3 separate regions of the Homo sapiens genome follow, and regions 1 and 3 are each linked to region 2. Evidence: chromatin contacts called from ENCODE Hi-C or POLR2A ChIA-PET data. All regions are on one chromosome and are shown on one strand. The core of a region is the stretch at or near the end of the contact, and the rest is flanking DNA. Distances in the headings are between cores, read along the strand shown. Region 1 overlaps STAP2 (signal transducing adaptor family member 2). Region 2 holds the start of ZBTB7A (zinc finger and BTB domain containing 7A). Region 3 overlaps SH3GL1 (SH3 domain containing GRB2 like 1, endophilin A2).

Region 1 (2,700 bases), core at 137-2,636, 260 kb before region 2:
GCCATTGCACTCCAGCCTGGGCAACAAGAGCGAAACCCTGTCTCAAAAAAAAAACAAAAAACCCCACAAAAACTAGGAGCCTGGAAGGCCGGACTGGGTCTCCGTGGGAGGGGCCTGGGTCTGGAGAGCAGGGCAGGGTCTCCTGGGCCTAGGGGATGGGGATGGGGCTGGGTCTCAGAGGAGGCAGGGTTTACGTGCAGAAGAGCGGACTTGGTCTCCGGGGTCCCGAGTGGGTGACGCGGCCCGCCACAGGTGCTTCCTGAAGGTGAGCCGGCTGGAGGCACAACTGCTCCTGGAGCGCTACCCCGAGTGCGGGAACCTGCTGCTGCGGCCCAGCGGGGACGGCGCCGACGGCGTGTCGGTCACCACGCGGCAGATGCACAACGGGTGCGCATGCGCGTCTGGAGAGCCCTGGGTGGGAGGAGGGTGGGAAGAGGGTGGGCGCGGGGGCGTGGTCAGAAGCAGGGGCGGAGTCCGACCCGCTAGTGGGTAGGCCAGGGGACGGAGCCAGAGCCGAGACGGGCGTCTGGGGACGGAGTCAGAGCTGAGCTGGGCGGATTGGGGGAGGAGTCAGAGCTGAGGTGGGCGGATTGGGGGAGGAGTCAGAGCTGGGCTGGGCGGATTGGGGGAGGAGTCAGAGCTGGGCTGGGCGAGCTGGGGCGGGTGGAGTCAGAGCTGAGCAGAGTACACTGGTGGCGGAATCAGAGCTACGCTGGGCGTGTTGGGGCGGAGTCAGAGCTGGGGTGGGCGGGCTGGGGGAGGGGTGGAGTCAATGCTAGGCAGGGGAGCATGGGGGCGGAGTCAGAGCTGGGCAGGGAGGGCTGGGGGCGGGATCAGAGCTCCGGGGTCGTGGGATCCTGAGGCTGGCCTTGCCCCAGGTATGGGGTTAATGCCTAGGGAAGAAGGTAGAGCCCAGGCCGACTCCTTTGCAGGAAGAGCCAGGTCTTGGGTTAGGAGCTGGGACTCCCTGTAGGTGGAGTCAGACTCCTAGGTTAGGATCGGCCCCTCCGGAACGTCAGGTACGCAGGGGCCAGGTCTGGGCCACTGGAGGGGATGAAGTCAAATCCAGGGATGGGAATGGGCTCTTTGGGCAGCGTCAGGATCTACGGGGGGGAGTCATGGCCGTGATCCTTTTTGGAAGTTGAGTAGGGCTATGGAGGCGGAGCCAGCCCTGGGGGCGAAGTCAGAGCCTTATGCCAAATTCTCAAGCCCAGTCCAGGGTTGGGCAAGGCGATGTAGAAGGTAGAGTCGGTGCCTGGGGGTGGAGCCATTACAGGGGGCGGGGCCTACCTGGGGCGGGGTCTTTAGGGCCTGGTTCTCCCTAGGCGCGGTGCCAGAATTAGGGGCGGACCTTTCCTAGGGTGTTGTCAGTCTGGCCTGGTCCCTCGCTGGAGGTGGTGCCAAGACTAGAGGTGGGGTCTTCTGTGGGGGTGGGTCGGTCGGGCCTGGTCCCCGCTGGGAGCAGTGCTGGGATCGGGCAGTCAGTGCTCCGGGAGGTCAACGGGGCTTAGGTCCTTTATGGGGTGGAACCAGTCAGTGGCGGGGCCTTCTGTGGGGGCGGAGCCAGTATGGACCTGTTTCTATTGGAGGCGGAGCCTGGAGTTGGGGCGGGGCCTTCCCTGAGGGGCGGTGTGGGAGCCTGGGCTGAGCCACTCACTCGCTTTCTCCTGGTGCAGGACGCACGTGGTCCGGCATTACAAGGTGAAGCGGGAGGGCCCCAAGTACGTGATCGATGTGGAACAGCCGGTGAGCGTTGGGCCAGAGTCCCTAGAAGTGACTTTGTGGGGTCCGCGTCCCTTCTCCAGCAGCCTGACCGCTCCCCCATCTGCCCCCAGTTCTCTTGCACCTCCCTGGACGCCGTGGTCAACTATTTCGTGTCGCATACCAAAAAGGCGCTGGTGCCATTCCTGTTAGACGAGGACTACGAGAAGGTGCTAGGTGGGTGCCCCTTCGGGGAGTTCGGGGGCCCAGTGCTCACCTCTCCCGCCCCCGCTCGGACGGACCGGGCCGCCCCTGGCCGCCGCGCTTCCTCCAGGCCGCCCTCTCTGTTCCAGGCTACGTGGAAGCCGATAAGGAGAATGGCGAGAATGTGTGGGTGGCGCCCTCCGCTCCGGGCCCAGGTGACGCCCCCTTCCCGCGGGCCGAGGTGGGAGGGATCGAGGACCCCGCATTCAGCCACGCCCCCTCAGTCAGTTTGGTGGCTGCACCTCCTGCATCTGATGTTCCCAAAGTTGCAGGGACAGAAATGACTCAGACCCTGCCGTCAGGGTGTGTGTGTGGGGGAGGGGGCGGGGGTCCCAGCTTGGGACAGAGCTAAACACAGACACTCTCATCCTGTAGGGTTGAATTTGGGGTGGAGGAAAAACCTGGGCTCGGGGGAGGCGCCTAGAGTTCGGGAGAAGATGGGGGCAGAGCAGGGAAAGCTTCCCAGAAGAGTGGGTCTTTGCAGATGGTCCCAAAGGATCTCCTTAGGTAGAAATGGGCATTGAGGGGTCAGAGGGTACACCCGGACAAGCAGTAGCCCCACAGGGACCGAGAATCCGGGTGGGTGTTGGGAAAGAGGTGGAAATCGGTCCTGTTTATGGAGTGGGAAGAGGAGGCAGAGAACACACTAGAAAGGAATGTAGCGTGGGTTGTCTGGTCTTCCCTGGTCTGGGCGTATGCAAGGACCCCCAAGTGCCACATCCACACACACATTAC
Region 2 (2,700 bases), core at 56-2,555:
CTGTCAGGTGGTGTTGGTACTAAGAATGCCAGATAATAATAAAACATAATAATGACCCTGGGATTAGGTGTTAGAATGAAGGCACAGTGAGCCCCGGAACAGGGTCACCCACTGGATAAGCGCTCACTAAACGGCAGCTAAAGCAGCTGTCAGTACTCTCTCTGTCTGGAGGAATGAGGAAGGGGAAACTGAGTCCTGGAGCCCTCCCCCCCCCCCCCAGGCGCGCGGTCGCACCAGCCAGCCCTCCCCGGGCCGGGCCAGGACGTTCTCACCACTCGTGCCCTGCTCCCCCTTCCCTGTCCCCCGCCGGACCTCTCCCACGACCGGGGAGGAAGTGGGAGAAACGGACAGGGGAAAAAAAAAAGTCGCGCTGAACCAACGCCTCCCCACTCCCCACCTCCGCCCCTCGCGAGCCATGCAGACCCCCTTGTGCCAAGGAGCGGCCCGCGCGGACCAGGCGTCCAGGGCCCGGTCCCCGTCCCGCCCCGCGGCCCGCAGCCGGGTGGGGGAACTCGCGAAGCCGGGAAAACAACCGCCCTCCCCGCCCCTCGCCAACCCCTTCCCCCGCTGACGCCCCTAGCGCAGCGGGGTGGAGGCGACTCCTTTATATAATCGCGGGAGGGCAGGTTGGTGGTTTCATTTAGGGACCCGGGAGCCCCGCGGACCCGGGCTGTCCTTGGCAAGGCCACCCCCCGGGGTCCCTGGCGCGGCAAGTCCCACTGAGGCCCGGGGAGGCCCAGGGCCTGGCCTTGCGGGGGGATCCCCACCGCCTCACCCCCAACCCACCCCCGGCAGCCCAGGCCGCGCGACCCACACGCCCGCGTCGCTCCTCGCTGTGCGCACCGCGCTCCCCGCCCCCGCTGCCATCCTGCCACGCCCCGGGCGTCGGGGGCACAGCCCGCGCCCCCCCGCACCCCGCCCCTGCGCAGAGGCTGGGGGCCTGTTTATCTGGAGGCCCCCACCCCCCCTCCACCCCGGGGGGCCCGCTCCCCCCGCGCCCCGGGGAGCTCTGGGGCCAGATAAGCTGGCAAGCTGGCACGGCGCCGCGCGGCGGGGCGGAGAGGTCAGAGGCGGGGGGGCGCGCCGGGGCGGGCCGGACCCCCCCCCCCGACTTGACAAAACCTAATAACAGCCCGGTCTCCCCGGCGCAGCGGGCGAAGCCCCACGGGAGGGCAGAGACGTGGCAAGAGGGGACCTGCCGAGCCTGTTCTGGCCTCCGAGGCCAGGCTGGGGGGGGCGGGCTGGGCGTGGGGGGGCCGGCGGCTGCGGCACCTTTAAGACAAGGGAGGACCCCTCTTGCCCTCGGAGAAACCAGGAAGGGAGTCGCGAGCATCATACGGGGCTTTGGCTGTACTGTACAGTTACTGTAGGGGCAGTGACGCCGCCGCCGCCGCGCGAGGGAGCGACCAGGGCAGCGCGACGCGGGCAGAGCGAGCGCCGCGGACCCCGGAGGCGAGCGGCCGAGGGAGCCCAGTCCCAACTTCGGGCCCCGGCCCCGCGCGCCCCGGCCCGGCCCCGCGAGGTAAGTCAGCGCCCGGCGCGGCCCCCGGCACGGGGTGCAGGGCGGGGACGGGCGGGGGTCGCTGCGGCCACCGCTGCCCCCTCGGGAAGGGGAGATCCGGGGAGCCGGGGACGTTCCCCCAAGTTTCAGAGGAAGGGGTGGTTGGCAGCTGCCCGGAGGCTGGAGGCGCCCTGGATCCCGAGCGCGGGGAGGGGGCGCCGCCCGGGAAGGGGGGATTGGGGGCTAAGTGCATGAGCTTGTGCGCCAGCCCCCCCCAACCCGGGTGCATGGCTTTTCGGGGCTCCCAGGCGCGCGGGGAGCGGGGGAGGGGAAGCAGGGCTGCATTGAGGGTGGGGGGAGCCGGCGTGGGGAGATAGGGGGGCGCGTCGCCTGCTAAGTTTCCAGCTGAAGACGAGGGGCGCTCTCGCCCCCCGGGGGCCTATTCGGTGCTGCGTGCATACGTTGGAGTTGGCCAGGATTGAGCTCCATGGGGGATGGGGGGGAGGGGGCTGAAAAAACAGGGAGGGGGGCTTCGGAAAGGAGGGGGAAGGGGTGGGGTGTCCGGGTGGGCGGGCAGGGCCGCAGGGACCTCTGGGCTTCGTAGTCCCTCCGCCGTTTGCAGCCGGCAGGTGGCAAGCGGCTTGGACTACAAGTCCCAGGGTGCCCCGCGCCGACAGCCCGCCGCGGCCTGCGGGTAGGGGCGGTGCGGAGGAGGGGCGGTGAGCGGCGGGCCGGAGAGCCAATGGGCGCGGGCCGATCGCGCGGCGCGGCGCGGGGGCGGGGCCAGCCCGCCAGGGGGCGGGGCCTGGAGCCGGGCTCCCCTCGCCGGGGGCCGGTGGCGGTCCCGGCTTCCGGCTGCGCGGCCCGCGGGCCGGCCCCCTCCCCGCCCCGGGGCCCCTCCCCGCCTGGTTGTGTAACCGTCCCCAGCCCCCCTCCCCTCGGCCCCCCGCCCGTGGGGGGGGGGTCACCCTCCCCGCGCTCCCCGGGGAGGGCGGCGGCCCGGGCGGCCGCGCGGTGCAGGCGAGCCCGGGGATGCGCGGCCTAGCGCAGGCCGGGCCCGGGCGTGGGGGAGGCGGGCGGGCGGACCCAGATCCGGGGTAATTTGCATCGCCCTCCCCCCAGCCCGGGTGGGGATTGGCCGCCGGCGGCGGGGGGTGGCGCGGGGCCAGGCTCACTGCCGCCTCCCGGCCCCTCGGAGG
Region 3 (2,700 bases), core at 7-2,506, 300 kb before region 2:
GGTGGGAACAGGAGGCGAGCCTTGTGGGTATGGGATGGACTCGAGTGCGGAGCTGTCATTGCCACTGCTGAGTCCGCTGCACTAGTCAGGGCTACAGCCAGCCTGCAGAGTCTCCCTCGGCAGGAATGGACTGCTGGGACCATGGCCTCAGTCCTCCCTCCCCACCGGTAGGGTCTCTGATGCGGGGGCATTGGGGCTGGCTGCCCCACAACAGGCAGCTCTTGCCTGGCAGATGGCACCAGGGTTAGGAACACTCGCTCCTGACAGCGAGCCCAGAGGCGCCCTCTGGTGAGCCTCCCCGTGGCGCCCAGCTCTGCCGCAGACTCTCGGTCCCCTCCGTGCTCAGCAGTGTGCTGGTGTGGAGACCGCAGTGAGTAGGGCCCCAGCGGGCAGGAGCCCACGCTTGGTTTCCGCGCTTGCGGCCGGCGCTGCACGTGGCCCGGCTGCCTTGCTTTTCCCGTGTTTCCCTTGTGGCTGCTCATCCCTGTGTCCATCTGTGCTGGTTTCTAGCCCATAAGCCTTGGAGAGAAGGGGCCTTACAGGGTTGTGTCCCCTGCCCAGTGCCTGGCCCGTGGGGGACCATCAGTCACCACAAGGGACTTGGCTGGAGCTGAGCAGAGGGACCCGGGTAGTTAGGGCACAGCCTCCCGGGTGTCAGGGGTGCGAGGAGTCAGGCGGTTGTGGGGGTTCAGGAAGTCGTCCTGGGGCTCAGGAAGGCAGGGTCCTGGATTCCCAGGTGAGATGGGCAGGTGGGGCCAGGGCCAGAGCCAGAGGCCACCAGGTGGGTCTTTGGTACCGTGGCGGGTCCCCAGCCCCTCCCCTCAGAGGCAGGATGTGGTCCTCGCCGGTAGGGCCTCTCCTCCTGCCCTGTGAGAGGCAGGGGGCTGGGGAAGGGCCCTGACGGAGCCACTCCTGCCAGCCTGCACACTGGGTCCTGCCTGGGCAGGTCGTGGGGCCGGGGTGGCCTCCGCCCAGAAGGTGTGGTTTCGCAGCCCGCTGGCTTCAGTTCTCCTCCCGGCTTCCCAGAAGAGTCCAGTCTCACATCAGCCACTCATTTCCCTCTCCGGCAGCCGCTGGCTCTGAGCACGCCCTCTCTCGCCACAATCAAAAGAAGTGAAACTGTCCCAGGAAATAGAGTGGAACGCCCCAAAAACACCTAGGGAGGGGGGGCTCCTTCCTCCTAATGCCTTCAGCAGAAATGGAGGGCAGCCCCACTCTCCTGCCCCGCAAGGGACAGTTCCTGCTTCTCACCTGTGCCAGAGTCAGCCCTCCCGCGGTGGGTGTGACGAGGTGATTTTTTTTTTCTTTCTTCTTTCTTTTGAGATGGAGTCTTGCTCTGTCGCCTAGGCTGGAGTGCAGTGGCTGGATCTCTGCTGACTGCAAGCTCCACCTCCCGGGTTCACACCATTCTCCTACCTCAGCCTCCCGAGTAGCTGGGACTACAGGCACCCGCCATCAGGCCCGGCTAATTTTTTTGTATTTTTAGTAGAGACGGGGTTTCACTGTGTTAGCCAGGATGGTCTCGATCTCCTGACCTCATGATCCGCCTGCCTCAGCCTCCCAAAGTGCTGGGATTACAGGCATGAGTCACCGCGCCCGGCCAACGAGGGGATTTTTAAGAAGCTTCCAAGGTGCTGTGTGGCTGAGTTGAGAGCCACCAACCCACAGGCAGGAAAGGGACAGGGGTCAGAGGCATGGGGCCTGTGCTCACTGAATGCCCGGCACACCCCGCACATGAAGGCAGGTGGACAGAAAGGGTCCCGATGCGTGGGTGAGGACAGTCCCGTGGTGTGGGGGCTTCCAGAGCCAAGCCTTGGAGGAGGGCCAGGAATTCCTTGGCAAAGGGGCTGGTGTCTTTTTGGGCAGGTTGCCAGGACACAAGACCAGCCGTGTACTCCGGGCAGGCTACCTTTTGCAGAACTTGGGGTTGGGGGCATTTGCACTCATGGTGCCTTGGGCTGTGACCTCCAGGCATGGGCTAGAGGGTACACCAGGTGCCTGGCGTGGGCAGAGCCCCAGGCTCAAGCTTCTCCTGCCCCCGCACTTCCTGCTCTTGGGTCACTTCCTCCCAGGCTGGGTCCTAAACTCCTGACTGCCCTGCTGGACACCCCCCAGCCCCACACAGCCAACGCAGTGTGGCACCACACGGACCCTCATGGCATCCCTTGGCCACGTCTTGTGACAGCTCGGGGCAGGCAAGCACCAATCAGACCTGGGGAGCACCAGGGGCACAGGCCATGGCCCACGGCACGCAACACCTCACTCTCCTGCCCAGGCCGTGTGTGCACGTCTTCACACAAGTGATCAGACCCGGGATGTTAAATTTGCCGATGACTTCAGAGATGGCACACCCTGTGACACTTGGCCCCCAGAGGGCAGGGCCAAGCTTGTGACCTCAGGCGGCCTCCCTCTGGGAGCCTCCATTTGTGGCAGGGCCTGGCAGCCACTCGGCTCTTCATGAAGCGCTGTGTGCTGGGAAGGGCCTCACACTGTCCATCCTCACTCTGTGCGGCATCCCTTGGCGCCAGGCACACATGGGATACGTGGGGTGAAGAAAGCAACGCCTGTGCTCAGACAGCGGTGCTGGGGTTCAGTGGTTCCCGCCATGTTCCATGGGACATTTCAGGGCTGTTTTTCGCATCCCAGGCGCTGTCAGAGGGAGTGGTTTGGGAATTCAGTGCTTGCTTCTGCCTTCCCACC

The links. Hi-C counts contacts between places; a loop is a spot of excess contacts on that map. ChIA-PET counts read pairs that join two places held with the same protein, here RNA polymerase II (POLR2A). Pooled maps may share reads with other maps.
Region 1: a loop to region 2 is called in a map with no recorded cell type, with 12 times the contacts of the local background. The contact joins the enhancer-like site here to the promoter of ZBTB7A in region 2. A Hi-C loop is called at or near these places in 7 of 37 single-sample maps with no recorded cell type and 11 of 50 pooled maps. POLR2A ChIA-PET finds 5 or more read pairs at or near these places in 2 of 52 experiments (Caco-2 and HepG2).
Region 3: a pooled map shows a loop between it and region 2 (4-fold over the local background). The contact joins the enhancer-like site here to the promoter of ZBTB7A in region 2. A Hi-C loop is called at or near these places in 4 of 50 pooled maps. POLR2A ChIA-PET finds 5 or more read pairs at or near these places in 2 of 52 experiments (GM12878 and OCI-LY7).

What each region holds. Positions count from the first base shown.
Region 1 is chr19:4,326,362-4,329,061 of GRCh38, reverse strand. STAP2 (signal transducing adaptor family member 2) reads left to right here. Exons shown (of 13, transcript NM_001013841.2): 6 at 253-387; 7 at 1,677-1,746; 8 at 1,836-1,938; 9 at 2,055-2,120. Among named protein-coding and RNA genes, the nearest start is that of STAP2, 11 kb to the left of the region's middle. RefSeq lists a silencer at 333-582 and an enhancer at 1,552-2,533. Within about 2 kb of position 1,386, at least 7 of the 41 ENCODE cell types and tissues checked have a DNase peak (open chromatin) inside an H3K27ac peak, as active enhancers do.
Region 2 is chr19:4,065,504-4,068,203 of GRCh38, reverse strand. It overlaps ZBTB7A (zinc finger and BTB domain containing 7A), which reads left to right and starts at 1,305. Exons shown (of 3, transcript NM_015898.4): 1 at 1,305-1,522. RefSeq lists silencers at 455-784, 845-954, 1,165-1,224, 1,265-1,314, 1,325-1,524 and 1 more.
Region 3 is chr19:4,367,692-4,370,391 of GRCh38, reverse strand. All of the region lies in intron 1 of SH3GL1 (SH3 domain containing GRB2 like 1, endophilin A2), which reads left to right. Among named protein-coding and RNA genes, the nearest start is that of MPND, 25 kb to the right of the region's middle. RefSeq lists enhancers at 1-450, 903-1,092, 451-1,400. Within about 2 kb of position 1,256, at least 33 of the 41 ENCODE cell types and tissues checked have a DNase peak (open chromatin) inside an H3K27ac peak, as active enhancers do; they include GM12878 and OCI-LY7, where a contact is called at or near this core.